Regions from separate parts of the Homo sapiens genome. Here all the other regions are linked to region 1. A link is a loop called in an ENCODE intact Hi-C map of the cell type or tissue named here. Cell type or tissue: B cell. All regions are shown on one strand. Each heading gives the region's core, and the rest is flanking DNA. Links, peaks and the distances in the headings are about the cores only. Region 1 overlaps ARSA (arylsulfatase A). Region 2 overlaps PPP6R2 (protein phosphatase 6 regulatory subunit 2). Region 3 overlaps TRABD (TraB domain containing).

What was found. Hi-C counts contacts between places; a loop is a spot of excess contacts. Peaks named below come from ENCODE experiments on the same cell type or tissue, not always from the same donor. Only the 100,000 strongest peaks of a DNase experiment are listed, where the experiment ranks them.
Region 2: a loop joins it to region 1, with 5 times the contacts of the local background. A loop is called at or near these places in 4 of 110 quality-filtered maps.
Region 3: a loop joins it to region 1, with 14 times the contacts of the local background. A loop is called at or near these places in 5 of 110 quality-filtered maps.

Annotation. Positions count from the first base shown.
Region 1 is chr22:50,617,217-50,622,766 of GRCh38, reverse strand. It overlaps ARSA (arylsulfatase A), which reads left to right. Exons shown (of 8, transcript NM_000487.6): 8 at 1-13. Among named protein-coding and RNA genes, the nearest start is that of ARSA, 8.2 kb to the left of the region's middle. RefSeq lists enhancers at 289-408, 2,012-2,306 and a silencer at 2,074-2,302. In B cell, for the core only: CTCF peaks have their summits at 337 (motif pointing right), 1,986 and 2,191 (motif pointing right); DNase peaks (open chromatin) are centred at 446, 956, 1,746, 2,136 and 2 weaker places; H3K4me3 peaks cover 2,454 bases; H3K27ac peaks cover 1,931 bases.
Region 2 is chr22:50,396,795-50,402,036 of GRCh38, reverse strand. All of the region lies in intron 3 of PPP6R2 (protein phosphatase 6 regulatory subunit 2), which reads right to left. Among named protein-coding and RNA genes, the nearest start is that of MIR12114, 8.0 kb to the left of the region's middle. RefSeq lists enhancers at 1,705-2,301, 3,711-4,211. In B cell, for the core only: no CTCF peak of the experiment used is centred there; DNase peaks (open chromatin) are centred at 1,976 and 3,156; H3K27ac peaks cover 3,030 bases.
Region 3 is chr22:50,188,028-50,193,279 of GRCh38, reverse strand. It overlaps TRABD (TraB domain containing), which reads right to left. Exons shown (of 10, transcript NM_001320485.2): 2 at 187-253. The coding sequence starts at 219. Among named protein-coding and RNA genes, the nearest start is that of TRABD, 4.7 kb to the right of the region's middle. RefSeq lists enhancers at 541-630, 711-760, 1,521-1,670, 1,861-2,080, 2,351-2,710 and 5 more and a silencer at 1,321-1,370. In B cell, for the core only: a CTCF peak has its summit at 2,766 (motif pointing right); DNase peaks (open chromatin) are centred at 269, 649, 1,679 and 2,599; H3K4me3 peaks cover 3,501 bases; H3K27ac peaks cover 4,442 bases.

The DNA of each region.
Region 1 (5,550 bases), core at 235-5,234:
CCTGTTGAAGCCACTGCTAGTGAGGGTTCTGTTATTTGCAGCCAAAAGCCTTGCTGGAATGTGGCCTATGAATGGTTGTGTGGCGGGCACATGTGCCTGCGTGAGCCTGTGGTGTCAGACAGTGTGCTGAGGACTCTCCACGCAACCGTTTCATCCCTTTTCATCTGGTTTGAGGGCTGCATTGACCACACCCCAAATCCTGCTGTGTTTGGAATCACCCCCATAAGGTGGTGGTTTCCTTGGGGTGCCCAGCAGCCCCTGATGCTGGCATAAGGGGGGCCCTTGTGCACTTGTGGTCCGAGTGGAGGTGCTGGCCCCAGGTGGCGCTGTAGAAAGTGAAGCAGAGGTTCCTCTTCAGACTTTCCTCCCCATCTAGGAGTAAATAGTAACTTCTCTTAAAAGCAAAATTTATTCAAAGACCTGTACTAACATTCTTAAATAACTGCTAGCCGAATAAAGAACTCAATGTCCTTTATGTTCTTAGCTCCCACAATTTAGCCTAAATATCTGCCCTGGCATGCTTAAACTGGCCCAAGCAAGCATTACGTCACAGCCTGTTCCTCTTCCTTATTTGAAGGTGTTTTTACCTTTCTCATCATTCCACAAGTTACTTCCTCCTTCCTTTGTTCTCCTCTCTCTTTTCCTCTTTTAAAAAGTGCTAAGTTGCTAGCCAATCGGGACAAATACAGAACGTGAGGTCCCGTTCCAGCCGATGGAAACCGGACACGGCAGTAAGGTGGACGCATCAGGTTACAAATGACCCTGTCCCCTTTTGTTCGGTGTACTCTCACGGCAAAACTGCTGGCGAGTGTACCCTTTCTGCAGAAAGTATAAAAGAAAATTAAATTTATGTTCAAGTGCTGTTTCTTTACGGCACCGAGGAACAAGCATTTCAAACAGCGCTGTGGTTCAAGATGAGGGCAGAGAGGAACTGAACTGGAGGCATGATTCCAGTATCACACGAAAGACCAAACCCTCTAGCAAGAACTAAATGAATACTAACACCCAACCACAGTCTTCAGGCACCTCCTCCAGCTCTGCTGCTCCACTTCCTCTCACTTGGGTAGTGTGCATAACTGAGTTAATCCCACCCGTGTTTATGCATCAGCACCGTGCAGTGCTGGGCATGGGGTTGTCAGAGGAGACCCACTCTGCACTCACCGGGCTTACAGTCTAGCAAAGGAGATGAGCTTAATCCCGGGATGTCAGATGCACCTGAAATTTTCAGTGTGATTGAAGTCACTGCCTCTGGTAGGGTGGGGTGTGTGGAGTTGCCTGACCAGGGACACCAGAGAACCTGTGGGTGCTACAAATCTTCCAAATCTTAAGGGGTCATAACATGATGCATGCATATGTATAAAGCGATCAACCCACACTCGCAAGCTGTGCACACTTTATGACGTCATTGCGTATTTTCTATTTCAGTAACAATCTAACCATAATAAACGCTACAAACGAAGGGTACCTGGTCTTACAAGAACATAACCAAGAGGTGGGGGTGGAAAGATAAATGAGCTCTGAGGAGGGTGTTCAAATGCACTCTGCACCCAAGGATTTTTCCACTCCCCCATTCCGCTTTTGGTTTTGCTCTGATTTGTTTGTGTTCAGAAATGCTTTTCACCAGTTAGCTGTTTGAGCCGGATGCACCCTCCTCACACAGGCATGTACACGTATGCGTATGTGCACATGTGTATGCATACAGAAATACGCACGCATGCACACTCACATTCACGTGCACGGAGGCACATACACATGCATCCGGGGATACGTGCCCCCCGGGGACGTGCGCACGTGAACACACAAGGACTCACCCGTGCACACAAGCATGCATATACGTGCATATTTGCAGTGACATACACACTGTTACTGTTGATTTACAAAACAGCCCCTTTCCTGTGAGCCTAAGATAATCTATTCACCAGGCTGGCAGCCATCCATTCCCACAGAGCAGCTTCCTCAGGGAGCTCAGTGTCCTCTCGAAGGGGCTAAGAGTGTTTTGAAATGGACAGAACAAACAAACAAGTTGATTCTGTGGTTTCCCCTCAGGTGCGTTAGGAAGGAAGAGGGGATATCCGGCGCCCAAGTGATTGCGTGAACGACAGGGTAAGAGGGGGCTCCTGCAGGGAAACTCCCCTCCCCTCCCTGTGGCCCCTCCTTGGCTGTGTGCTCGTCTGTCCCCCAAGTGACCAGAAGGGGGAGCCCAGGGAACGTTTCAATGGAACAATGTTTAAATTCACCTCTGAATTTTTTTTTTTTTTTTTTGAGACGGAGTTTCGCTCTTGTTGCCCAGGCTGCAGTGCAATGGCGCGATCTCAGCTCACCGCAACCTCCGCCTCCCAGGTTCAAGTGATTCTCCTGCCTCAGCCTCCCGAGCAGCTGGGATGACAGGCATGTGCCGCCACACCCGGCTAATTTTGTATTTTTTAGTGGAGACGGGGTTTCTCCATGTTGGTCAGGCTGATCTCAAACTCCCGACCTCAGGTGATCCGCCTGCCTCGGCCTCCCAAAGTGCTGCGATTACAGGCGTGAGCCACTGTGCCTGGCACCTCTGAATATTTTTAATTACGAAAGTAATGCATATTCATTAGAGAAACTCAAGTAATGCCCGCTCATCTCAGTCCCAGGTAGCCAATGCTATCAGTTTAGGGTTTGGGGGGCGGGCACACACCACATTGTTCTCCACATTCATGCAAATTATGTATTTTGGCCCCAGGCGTTGATTCAACTCTAACCTCACCCCCTGCTGCACCCTGGACACTGCCTCTCAGCTGTCTGATGTGTCCCCTCCCTTTTGCAGCCCTGAGCCTGGTGCAGGGGGTCAGTAGTAATGAAGGGGGGAGTGCATTTATTTATGCCCCCTCCAGCCTCCTTGGCTCCTTTGTGTGAAGGCCGAGAGCCTTCCTTGTGGATGCAGCAACATGGTGAAACCCAGTCTCTACTGGAATACAAAAAATTGGCCAAGTGTGGTGGTGTGCGCCTGTAATGCCAGGTACTCAGGAGGCTAAGACAGGAGAGTCACTTGAACCCTGGAGGCGGAGGTTGCAGTGAGCCACGATTGTGCCACTGCACTCCAGCCTGGGCGACAGAGCAAGACTCTGTCTCAAAAAAAAAGAAAGAAAAGAAAAAAAGAAAAACAAAGAAAGAAACTGTGGCAGCCTTATTGCTGTTTAAGGAGAAAGTTTAAGTGGTCTGCATAGAAGATCAAACAAGCCAAAACATTTCCTTAACCCAAAGTCTAATCCAGAGCAAGGCCCTAATTCCCTCTGATTCTGTGAAAGCTGGGAGAGATGAGAAAGCTGCAGGAGAAAAGCTGGAAGGTAGCAGAGGTTGGTTCATATGGTTTAAGGAAAGAAGCTGTCTCCATGATGTAAAAGTGCAAGGTGGGGCAGCAAGTGCTGATGGAGAAGCTGCAGCAAGCTCTCCAGAAGATCCAGCTAAGGTAAGTGATGAGGGTGGCTACAGTAAACAATAGATCTTCAGTGTACGCAATTTTTTTTTTTTTTTTGGAGACGGAGTTTTGCTCTTGTTGCCCAGGCTGGAGTGCAGTGGCGCAATCTCGGCTCACTGCAACCTCCGCCTCCCGGGTTCAAGTGATTCTCCTGTCTCAGCCTCCTGAGTAGCTAGGATTACAGGCATGCGCCACCAGGCCTGGCTAATTTTGTATTTTTTGTAGAGATGGGGTTTCACCATGTTGGCCAGGCAGGACTTGAACTCCTGACCTCAGGTGATCTGCCTGCCTCGGCCTCTCAAAGTGCTGGGATTACAGGTGTGAGCCACCGCACTCGGCACCATCTGTGACTTTCATAGCTAGAGAGAAGTCAATGCCTGGTTTTAAAGCTTCAAAGGACAGTCTGACTCTCTTGTTAGGGGCTAATGCAGCTGGTGGCTTTAAGTTGAATGCTCATTTACCATTCTGAAAATCCCAGGGCCCTTAAGAAAGATGCTAGGCTGGGCATGGTGGCTCACGCCTATAATCCCAGCACTTGGGGAGGCCGAGGCGGGTGGATCACGAGGGCAGGAGATGGAGACCATCCTGGCTAACACGGTGAAACCCCATCTCTACTAAAATTACAAAAAATCAGCTGGGCGCGGTGGCGGGCACCTGTAGTCCCAGCTACTCGGGAGGCTGAGGCAGGAGAATGGCGTGAACCTGGGAGGCGGAGCTTGCAGTGAGCCGAGATCGCGCCACTGCACCCCAGTCTGGGCAACCGAGTGAGACTCTGTCTCAAAAAAAAAAAAAAAAAGAATACTCATGATTCACAGGAAGAGGTCAAAATATCATCATCATTAACAGGGCTTGAAAGAAGTTGATTCCAACTCTCATGGATGACTTTGAGGTGACAAGTCCAGTGGAGGAAGTAACTGCAAATGTGTTGAAAGTATCATAATAGCAAGAGAATTAGAGTTAAACGTGGGCCTGAAGATGTGACTGAATTGCTGCCATCTCACGATAAAACTTGAACAGATGAAGAATTGATTCTTATGGACAAAGAAAGTTTTTTTTAAATTTTCTTGTTTATTTATTTATTTATTTATTTAGGTAGAGATGGGGGTCTCACCATGTTGCACAGGCTGGTCTTGAACTCCTGGGCTCAAGTGATTCTCCTGCCTTGGCCTCCCAAATTGCTGGGATTACAGGCATGAGCCACCGTGCCTGGCTGAAAGTGGTTTCTTGAGATAGAATCTACTCTTGGTGAAGATGCTACGGACATTGTTGAAATGACAACAAGGGATTAGAATATTGCACAGGACCGAGTGTAGTAGCTCAGGCCTGTAATCCCAACACTTTGGGAGGCTGAAGTGGGAGGATCGCTTGAGACCAGGAATTTGAGACCTGCCTGGACAACATAGTGAGACCTCATCTCTCCAAAAAAACGTTGGCTAGGCACCGTGGCACTTGCTTTAGGTCCTGGCTACCCGGGAGGCTAAGGTGGGAGGATCACTTGAACCCAGGATATCGAGGCTGCAGTGAGCCATTATTGTACCACTGCACTCCAGCCTAAGTGACAGAACAAGACCCTGTCTCTTAAAAAAAAAAAAAAAGAATATTACATAAACTTAGTTGATAAAGCAGCAGCAGTGTTTGAGAGGGTTGACTTCAATTTTGAAAGAAGTTCTACTATGAATAAAATGCTATCAAACAGTGTCACATGCTATAGAGAAATATTTCATGAAAGAGTCAGTGTGGCAAACTTCATTGTCTTAATAAATTGCCACAGCTGCTCCAACCTTCAGCAACGACCACCCCGATCAGTCAACAGCCATCAACACTGACGCAGTACCTTCTACCGGCAGAAAGATTATGACTCACTGAAGGTGGAGATGATCACTGGCATTTTTTTAGCAATAAGGTGTTTTCTTTTTTTTTCAAAACAGAGTCTCGCTCTGATGCCCAGGCTGGAGTGCAGTGGCATGATCTTGGCTCACTGCAGCCTCCGCCTCCCGGGTTCAAGCGATTCTCCTGCCTTAGCCTCCAGAGTAGGTGGGACTACAGGTGCGTGCCACCACGCCTGGCTAATTTTTTTTTTTTTAAGACGGAGTCTTGCTCTG
Region 2 (5,242 bases), core at 243-5,242, 220 kb after region 1:
TCTCAGAGATGACACATTAAGACTGTGTATCCATGAATGAGAACTTGAAGCTTTTATTAAAATATATGAGAATAAGAAACTGCTCTTAGAAATTAAAAATATGGGCCAGGCGTGGTGGCTCACGCCTGTAACCCCAGCACTCTGGGAGAACAAGGCGGGCGGATCACTAGGTCAGGAGATCAAGACCATCCTGGCTAACACGGTGAAACCCTGTCTCTACTAAAAAATACAAAAAAATTAGCCGGGCGTGGTGGCAGGCGCCTGTACTCAAGAGGCTGAGGCAGGAGAATGGCGTGAACCCAGGAGGCGAAGCTTACAGTGAGCCGAGATTGTGCCACTGCATTCCAGCCTGGGCGACAGAGTGAGACTCCGTCTCAAAAAAAAAAAGAAAAAAGAAAAAGGGAGGCTGAGGCGGGAGAATGGTGTGAACCCAGGAGGCAGAGCTTGCAGTGAGCCAAGATCGCATCACTGTACTCCAGCCTGGGCGACAGAGCGAGACAGACTCTGTCTCAGAAAAAAAAAAAAAAAATTGGCCTGGCGCGGTGGCTCACGCCTGTAATCCAGCACTTTGGGAGGCCGAGGCGGGCGGATCACGAGGTCAGGAGATCGAGACCATCCTGGCTAACACGGTGAAATCCCGTCTCTACTAAAAAATATAAAAAATTAGCCGGGCGTGGTGGTGGGCGTCTGTAGTTCCAGCTACACGGGAGGCTGAGGCAGGAGAATGGCGTGAACCCGGAGGTGAAGGTTGCAGTGAGCCGAGATCGTGCCACTTCACTCCAGCCTGGGCGACAGAGCCAGACTCCATCTCAAAAAAAAAATAAAATTTTAAAATATGACAGATGTTAAGCATGGTGGCACCTGTGGTTCCAACTGCTTGGGAGGCTGAGATGGGAGGATCACTTGAGCCCAGGAGTTTGAGTCCAGACTGGGCAACATAGCAAGACCTCACATCTAAAAAACAAACAAAAAATAATGGTAGAACTTTGAAAAGTCAATAAAAGGATGAGAACTTAAAAGATGAAGAAGTCTCTCAGATGTAGGCCAAAAAGGCAAAGTACAAAACATTAAAAGCAAAAATAAGGAAAGCATTAATTTGAGTAATCTAACACCTCATTAGAAGTCCCAGAAAGAGAAAAGAGGGAAAATATCAAAGAAACAATATGAGAAATTTCCCTCAGCTAATGTCACAAATGTACAGACTAAAAGGGTTCAGGGAGCCCAGAACAACAAATGAAAGAAATGGATATCCACTGTTGACCTCATTTGTCTACTCGGGATATCTTTGCTTACTTATACAACTTTTCCCTTAGAGTCAATATTTTTCTGTTTGCTTGATTTTGTACTTACCTATTACTAAATTCGCCCAAGCTCTGACTATGAAACTCTCTTGGCTCAATGATGCTCTTTGGGGATCCCCTGTCCTGACCCATGGAATAATTCCACATTACTGGGAAATTGAGAAACAATAGGGCTTAGAAAAGAACCTAAATGCCCTCAGAGAGGAGAGAAAACAGGTGACACACGTGAGCCAGGAGCTTGCTACATCAGACTTGTGAGACTAGAGGACAACACGGAGGCTCCCAAAGCCCAGGGGGTAATGCCCAGTCTGAACTTCTAATCAGAGGGTCTCAAACACGCAGGCCCGATGCCCTAAACATCACCACCCACGAACTCCATCTCAGGAAGCTGTTTTAACAGAGTGTAATTTACCACAGGAAGTCAACCGAAGAAGAGGAAGAAGCCATGACAGGAGATGGACAATGGATGTGGAGTGGATGGTCAGTGGCCCAGGAACTGTTATGGCAAAGTTCCCTTCCTCCCAGTGTTTCCCTTGGTGGAGACGCTGTCTTTCTTTCAGTTCTGCCCTGAGTGCAGCAAGTCTCTCTGCGGCAGGGGGTGCTTCCTGGGGGCCCGCTGTGACCCACTGCTGCTTCCCACTGGGTGAGCAGTTCTAATTCTGCAATCAGGAATGAGGAAGCCCACAGCTCAGAGTTATAAATGACACTGCTTTATGAGTAATGAAAGCGACAGCTTGGTGTCTCTTACTGACTCTTCTGTCTTATTTCTCAAATAATCCAGATCTTGGCAAGCAAACTAGACAAGAGCTCACGAAAAGACCAGGAGCATCCCCAGGCTCTAGGGCTGACCATGTGACTGCTGCTGCCTCCAGCCCTGGGGTGGCGCCCTCTGCTGTGGCCTGGGCAGGCAGTGCTCTGACTCCAGAAGGTGACCAGCCATCTTACAGTCACAGTGGCTTTTCAGCCAAGGGCTGCTCCGCAGAAGCAGGGCTAGCTGCATGTGAGGCCTTAGGAAGAGGCAGCGTGTGGGCCTCACCTCCCTGGAGCAGCCCCTGGCTTTAATTAAGCAGGGTCAGTGGCTGCTACCTGATCCCAATCCACCCAAACCAAGTGCAGCTTCTCTTGAGCACAGACAGCTCAGGCAAATTCTCCACTTTCAAGAAGAGTCCTCCCATAATTGAGCCTGTGGTCATGGAGGTGTTCTGCCAGGTCTGCAGGAGAACCCTGACCTCCAAGGCTAACAGGTTGCGGGAGGCGGTGTTTAACCTGGCAGTGCCACTAGGCAAGGATAGCAGAGTCGCGAAGCACAGGTGCTGCTCTGTATAAATGAAGCCTTCTTGGAATGTAGCCCCATCCATTTGTTTACTATTTTCTGTAGCTGCTTTCATGCTACAACTTCAGAGTTGAGCCGTTGCAACAGAGACCTTACAACCTGCAAAGCCTAAAGTATTTACTCTCTGACTTTTCATAGATACAGTCTGCCAACTCCTGGTCTACATATATATTTATATCTTCTCCATCTTTTTTTATTTTTTAAAGAGATGACAGTCTTGCTGTGTCATGCAGGCTGGAGTGCACTTACTCTCTCAGCTTCCCAAGTAGCTGGGACTACAGGCACCGGCCACCACGCCTGGCTAATTCTTTGTATTTTTAGTACAGACGGGGTTTCACCGTGTTAGTCAGGATGGTCTCCATCTTCTGACCTCATGATCCGCCCGCCTCAGCCTCCCAAAGTGCTAGGATTACAGGCGTGAGCCACCACGCCCGGCCCCTATTCTATTTCTCAAAAAAAGTGTTTTTTGTTTCACTTTATTTACAAGGCTAGTCATGTGACGCAGACAGACTGAAGAAGGAAGAAAGAAATCTTAACTGCTTGTGACCAATTAGGTGTAAACACTGCTGCACTTTGACTAGCCTCAAAAAAAGTGTCTTCTGTAATCTTAGCACTATCCTAGCACTTTGGGAGGCCGAGGCAGGCAGATTGCCTGAGCTCAAGAGTTCAAGACCAGCCTGGCCAACATGGTAACCCCGTCTCTTCTAAAAATACAAAAAATTAGCCAGGCATGCTGGTGTGCGCCTGTAGTCCCAGCTACTAAGGAGACCGAGGTAGGAGAACTGCTTGAACCCAGGAGGCGGAGGTTGCAGTGAGCCAAGATCGCGCCACTGCACTCCAGCCTGGTTGACAGAAAGGACTGTGTTTCCAAAAAAAAAAAAAAAAAAGTCTTAATATGTTTTTTTTTTTAAATAAAGAAATAGAGATGGGGGCCGGGTGCAGTGGCTCATGCCTGTAATCCCAGCACTTTGGGAGGCTGAGGCAGATGGATCACCTGAGGTCGGGAATTCGAGACCAGCCTGGCCAACATGGTGAAACCCTGTCTCTACTAAAAATACAAAAAATTAGCTGGGTGTGGTGATGCATGTCTGTAATCCCAGCAACTCGGGAGCCTGAGGCAGGAGAATCACTTGAACCTGGGACGCGGAGGTTGTAGTGAACCGAGATCGCACCACCGTACTCCAGCCTGGGCGACAGAGTGAGACTCCATCTCAGACCAAAAAAAAAAAAAAAAAAGAGATGGAGTCTCGCTATATTGCCCAGGCTGGTCTTCAACTCCTGGGCGTAAGTGATCCTCCCACCTCAGCCTCCCAAAGTGCTGGGATTACCAGCGTGAGCCACCACACCTGACTTTCATGTTTTTTATACAAGTGATATGTGCACGTGCTTTAAAACCTCAGATGACAGGGCTGGTGAGGACAGGCCCCCCTGCCCCCATCCCAAGTCACACTCCTCAGAGAAAAGCTCAGAGATGACAAGGCTGGTGAGGACAGGCCCCCCCGCCCCCATCCCAAGTCACACTCCTCAGAGAAAAGCTCAGAGATGACAAGGCTGGTGAGGACAGGCCCCCTGCCCCCATCCCAAGTCACACTCCTCAGAGAAAAGCTCAGAGATGACAAGGCTGGTGAGGACAGGCCCCCCCGCCCCCATCCCAAGTCACACTCTCCTCAGAGAAAAGCTCAGAGATGACAAGGCTGGTGAGGACAGGCCCCCCTGCCCCCATCCCAAGTCACACTCCTCAGAGAAAAGCTCAGAGATGACAAGGCTGGTGAGGACAGGCCCCCCTGCCCCCATCCCAAGTCACACTCCTCAGAGAAAAACTCAGAGATGACAGGGCTGGTGAGGACAGGCCCCCTGCCCCCCAGCATCCCAAGTCATGCTCCTCAGAGGCAATCACTGGACTCTTTCAGCAGTTTTCTCCAACGTTAACCTCCATGTTTCTAAATAATACACACATACATTTCTTCTTTGTTCACCAATTTTAGACATTATGAATTAACTTCCTACAATGGAAGGCAAAGCTTTCCCACCACCCGACTTCCCTCTCCCTTTCCCTCCCTCCGAGTCACAGGGTAATTTAGATGGATATCCTGACCTGGATTGTTTACTCAGGGCATCTCTGCTTACTTAGGGAAGTCTTCCCCTAGTCCTCTTGCTCTCCCTCCGAAGTCACAGGGTAATTTAAATGGATATCCTGACCTGGGTTGTTTACTCAGGGCATCTTTGCTTACTTACGGAAGTCTCCCCCCAGGTTCATAGTCCTCTTGCTCTGTTTGCTTGGTTCTGTACTTATCTACTACTGATTTCTCCCAAACTCTATGAGACTCTCCCGGCTCACTGATGCTACTCTGGGATTCCTGTCCTGATCCAGAAGACCCCTCCCCACTCTCCTTGCCCCATACCTGTCTCTCAACTCTAATTTGTCACCAGACTGGGCCACATTTGAAAGTGGGAGGGATGGGGACTGTCAACAGTGATGCTGACACAGCAGGTGTGACCAGAAGCCACAGCAGCTTCTGGCTGCAGCTGCCCCACCCTAACCCTCAGTTCCTTACAGCAAGGCCCTGCTCAGGCTAGAACTCTCCTCCCCAACCCAGCACTGCTCCCC
Region 3 (5,252 bases), core at 253-5,252, 430 kb after region 1:
AGACAGGGCCACCAGGCCACCTCAGCCCAGCGCCCCTCTCCCTCGGAGGTGCCTCCTGCCTGACCCTGGAGAACCCTGTGAAGATCACCTTTGCAGAACAACAGCCAGGGACCGACCCCGAGAGCCCACAAAGCGGGGAAGCCCCCCGCCCCTGTCTCTGTGCAGCCAGCCCAGCCTCCACCTCACCTCGTGCGGTGGCTGCTGCTCCTCCCCGTCCATGGCTGGGCGGCGGCTTCCTGCACCTGTGGGGAGCCTGAGGAGAGGCATGAGAGGCGGGGTTTCCACCTGGAGCCCCAGACCTGGCTCAGGACTCACTGCGTAGTGCCCTGTCAGTCTAGAACCATCTGTTGGGTGGGCCTGGGGGCTCCTTCCCCCATATCCCCAAATGCCTCCTGCCCATCAAAGGCTGCTGAGGTCCAGGGTCGGTTCAGGTCAGGCCCGGGTGGGGAAAGGCCAGCAGGTCCCCAGACACCCCAGCATAAACCAAACGCAGACGGGCCCAGGGCGGGTTGCTGGTGCACAGGCCTCACTCAGAACAGGGCCAGAGCTGCCCAACCCTCACTGCGGCACGGCGGGCACACATAGGAAGGCAGCCCTGGGGTCCACACATGATCTCAGGACACAGCAACGCAGCTGCTGACACATGGCAAGGACCCCAGGGCCTTTGTACAAAAGCCACTTCCCCTTTCAGTAACTACAGCCTGGGCAACAACACCGGCACAGAGTCAGTACAGACGGAGGAATCCACAAAGCACACAAATCAACGTGTTTGGACCTAAGACCTTCTCTCCCACTTTAAGAGACAAACATGGTGTGGAAGGAACCACGGTAGAAACCCGGACAGGCTGGGGCAGCCACACGAGGGGGCTGCCCCGAGGCATCACAGCTCCCCACAGACTCTCAGAAACCAGGAGCTCAGGCCGGGGGCCCAGGAGCCTGAGGGAAGGAAGAAAACAGCCAGGCGCCTGCAGCACCAGAGGCACGCACCGGCCAAGACCCACAGAGCATCGGCGAGACCTGCGCGGAGCCCCTCGAGGCGGGGCCAGGGACCAGCAGGCTGTCCTGAGACTGGCCACAGGCCCTGCTGCACCATGTGGCTCTTCCTGAATGTTCTCAGCCACGGAATGCCAGGAGTGACTGTTTACCAAGTTAATGGCTCATGCATGTCCTGGCGGATGGATGTGTCACCAGGCAGAATCATTAAAATATCCCAAACAGGCCAGGCGCGGTGGCTCACACCTGTAATCCCAGCACTTTGGGGGGCCAAGGTGGATGGACTGCCTGAGCTCAGGAGTTCGAGACCAGCCTGGCCAACATAGACCATCCTGGTGAAACCCCATCTCTACCAAAAATACACAAATTAGCCAGGCGTGGTGGTGCACACCCGTAATCCCAGCTACTGGGGAGGCTGAGGCAGGAGAATCACTTTGAACCCGAGAGGCTGAGGTTGCAGTGAGCCGAGATCCTGTCACTGCACTCCAACCTGGGTGACAGAGGGAGACTCTGTCTCAAGAAAAAAACAAAAGTAAAAAATAAAAATGAGCCGTTGGAAACCATTCTGAGCTGTCTAGTCGTGCAAGGTATTGTGGTTTTGTCTTGAAGCGTCTGCGTCAGTCAGACACGAGCATCTGGCGAGGAAACGACGGGGCTTGTAGGATGTGCTTCAGAGGGGCCACTGCCGGGTTCTGCACTGATGCCTGCGTGCATCTGGGGTCATTTTCATGTCACTACTGCTGCCCACTTCTCAGAACTCATAAGAAAAAGGAACAATGAGCAATAAGACGCTATGTCAGGTTCCTTTCCTCTGCAAACCCTGTTGGCACACAGCCACAGCAGGCACAGACCTCGGCCCCAGCCAGGACTCACAGACCCAGCTGGGTCCTGGCCACCCACATCCAAGTTAAGATGCCTCCAAGCTTGGGTGTCCTAACCTGTGAACAGGAAGGAGCTCTCTGTGCAGTGTCTAGGAGGGCAGCTCAGGGGCTGGGGGAGCAGGGACGGCTCTGAGCAGGGGAAGAGGCCTGTCTCAGTGCAACCAGAGGCCCCATCTGAAGCTGGCCGAGAAGAGGGCAGCCCACCCTGCCCTCTTCTTGGACAGCCGGGACTTCTGGGAGAGGAACTGGCCTGGCTTGGGGTGGGTGGTGCAATGGGGCCATGGTCGGGGGAGGTCAGCTGAGACTAAGGAGACAGCTGATAAACACCAGGCTCATGTCCCCGGGGGCCTTGAGCCTCTGCAGAGGGCAAGGGGGGCCCGCTCCACAGGCAGGCTCCCCTATGGGGCCTCACAGCCTTGGCAGGGGGTCCCACTCCTTGCCACCTGGGCTTGAGTCTGGACCCAACCCTGGCCTGGGCGTCTTAGCGGTTGGCACATCCAGGAAGTGCAGCTGGCACCGGTCACAGCAGGACCAGGCCCCGGACCCTTGGGCCGCCTCCTTCCCCTTTTGTAGGTGAAAGCTCCACGATGCAACCCGACCGGAACCCACCGGAAGCTGTTGTGAGCAGCCGCCAGGCCAGCCAGCCCAGACAAGCACCCGGTCCGGGAGACGGCCGCCTCCCTGGGTCTAGCTACACACACAAGCCAGAACTCTTAGGAGCAGCGCAAGACTGCCGGGGCGCACGGGGGAAACTCACACACGGAAGTCCGGACCATTAGAGCAGCGCAAGGCTGCCGAGGCACACCGGGGAAACTCCTTAAAGAAACTCCTGTGCAGCCGGGCGGGAGGCTGCGTCGGCCCAGCCAACAGGAGGCGCCCACGTCGCCACAGCCCTTCCCCCATGGGTGTGGCAGCCCCAGGTCTGCGGTCAGCCCCCACCCTCCACCCAGCCTGGCCAGACCCGCCTCTGAGGCCGGCCTAGGGTACGCCTGTGGCCATGGACAGGGCAGGGTCTCGGTGCAGCAGCAGGCGCTGGTCCTGACCCCAGTCGTGCCATGGGGTGGGCGTGCACAGGTCTCCTGTCAGGGAGGGCAGAGAAGCTTTCCTGGGCCGGCTGCCAAGCCTTGAGCAGGACGATGTCAGCGCCACCAGAGGCAGTGCCAGCCCCCAGCCCTGGCCCCTGCAGCCTCTCAGCAGAGGCGTGCTGCCCGCAGGGAGCCAGGCGGGAAGGTCACTGAGGACCCCCCAGCACCTAAAGCCCGTGATTCTGGGGGACGTCTCTGACAGTCACTCTTACAGTCTCAACACTCTCTTTCCCTCCTCGCCAAGGCCCCTGGAGAGCTCTAGGGTGTGATTTCAGGTTACCAGCCCTCCTCCCTCTAGTCTGCTCCCAGGCAGCTGTGCTCTCAGACATTTATGGCTGGGCCCAGAGCCTCTCCCAGCTGCCTGGCGGTGAGCAAAAGGCCCTGGCCCAAAAGCCACAGATGCTGAGCCTGGACTCTGAAGTGTCTTCAGAGACAATGTCTGAAGAACCCCCACCTGGTTCCCAGCCCCACAACCTCTGGGTCCCAGCAGAGCATCACCTGGGGTCCGGCCAGCACACACTGCAGCCACCCCCTCTGGGTCCCAGCAGAGCATCACCTGGGGTCCGGCCAGCACACACTGCAGCCACCCCCTCTGGGTCCCAGCAGAGCATCACCTGGGGTCCGGCCAGCGCACGCTGCAGCCACCCCCTTTCTACCTGTCCTTTTCAGATACGCTCAGGCCCATCAGCAGAGACCAGCAGACCCTGGCTGCCCCTCCGGGGGGACAGACATCTCTCCTTCCCAAATCCCCAGTGCTGGCACTGCCCCAGGGAACCTCGCAGTGGCTTCTGGCCTTGTTACCTGCAAGGCCAACCCGCTGGGAAGCGGTGCAGCCTGGCAGGAAGCCAGACGCTTGTATCAGACCAGCTGTGCTTCACTCTCCCTGCCCCGCACGGACGTCCACCGAGCAGGACTGGGGTGGGTGCTGAACACGATTTGTGGGACATGCCTCCTGAGCATGGGTAGCCGGCAGACAGGGTCCTCAGATCTCAGACCCCAGTGCTACCCTGGGCAGGATGCTCTGGGCAGGAGCCGCCGTTTAAGGCGGGAACCTGCCTCCAGGGCCAGCATCCCACCTGCCCCACACAGGAGGCCCTCTCTGGGCTGCAAGCACAAGCCACATTCAGATGCTGCTTTAGCGGTCAGCCTCGGCCTCGAGCTTCTCTGCCGCAGCACAGTCTGTCCCGAAGGCAGAGAACGGGGTGGAGACCCACAGGGCAAGAAAAGACTTAGCAGCCCGATTTCAGGAGACCCTAGACACTGCCTCTGAAGACACTTGTTCTCCAAGCACTGTCCCTCATCTGTAAAAAGGGATATCTGGCTTTGGAAACCATGATCCTCTGTGCAGACGAAGCCTCTGAGAATTCCCAACAGCCCCAGGAGGACATCTGTTGTGCGCAAAAGCCCATCCGTTAGGGCTCTGCCTGAGGTGTGCGGCCCTAGGACACAAAATCAGAGCGGCATCTACAGTCCTTTGGCGTCAGAGACGGCTGTCTGCATCCGAAATGTCCCGCAGGGCTTCTGTCCCAGGACCTGACATCCAGTGGGAGCCTCAGACAGCGCATCCCACCTGCCTGCTCAGGTCCCACTGCTACAGACTGAACTGTGTCCCCCAAAACCCACAGGTTAGAGCCCTAACTCCCACTATGAAGGTATTAGAAGGCAGGGCCTCCAGGAGGTGATCAGGTTCGGATGAGGTCATGAGTGCATAGCCCCCATGACGGGGTTAGTACTCCTGGAAGAGACGCCACGCAGCTCTTGCTCCCCCGGGTAAGGACGCCGCGGGGGCCCGTCTACAAGCCAGGAGGCTGCATGGCAACCAGGGACCAGCACCTTTGATCTGGGATGTCCGGCCCCTAGAACTCTGAGAAAATAAATTTCTGTTAAGTTTTTTCCCAGCACCAGTGAGGCATGGTGGGAGGAGCCTACTCGCTCACAGCCCCAGCTACTCAGGAGAGGCTGAGGTAGGAGAATTGTCTGAGGTCTGGAGTTTAAGACCAGTCTGGGCAACTTAGCGAGACCTCATTTTTTTTTTATTTGAGACGGAGTGTCACTCTGTCGCCCAGGCTGGAGTGCGGTGGCGTGATCTTGGCTCACTGCAACCTCCCCCACCCTGAGGTCCAAGCGATTCTCCTGCCTCAGCCTCCCGAGTAGCTGGGATTACAGGCGTGCGCCACCACCCCCAGCTAATTTTTGTATTTTTAGTAGAGATGGGGTTTCACCATCTTGGCCAGGCTGGTGTTGAACTCCTGACCTTGTGATCCACCTGCCTCGGCCTCCCAAAGTGCTGGGG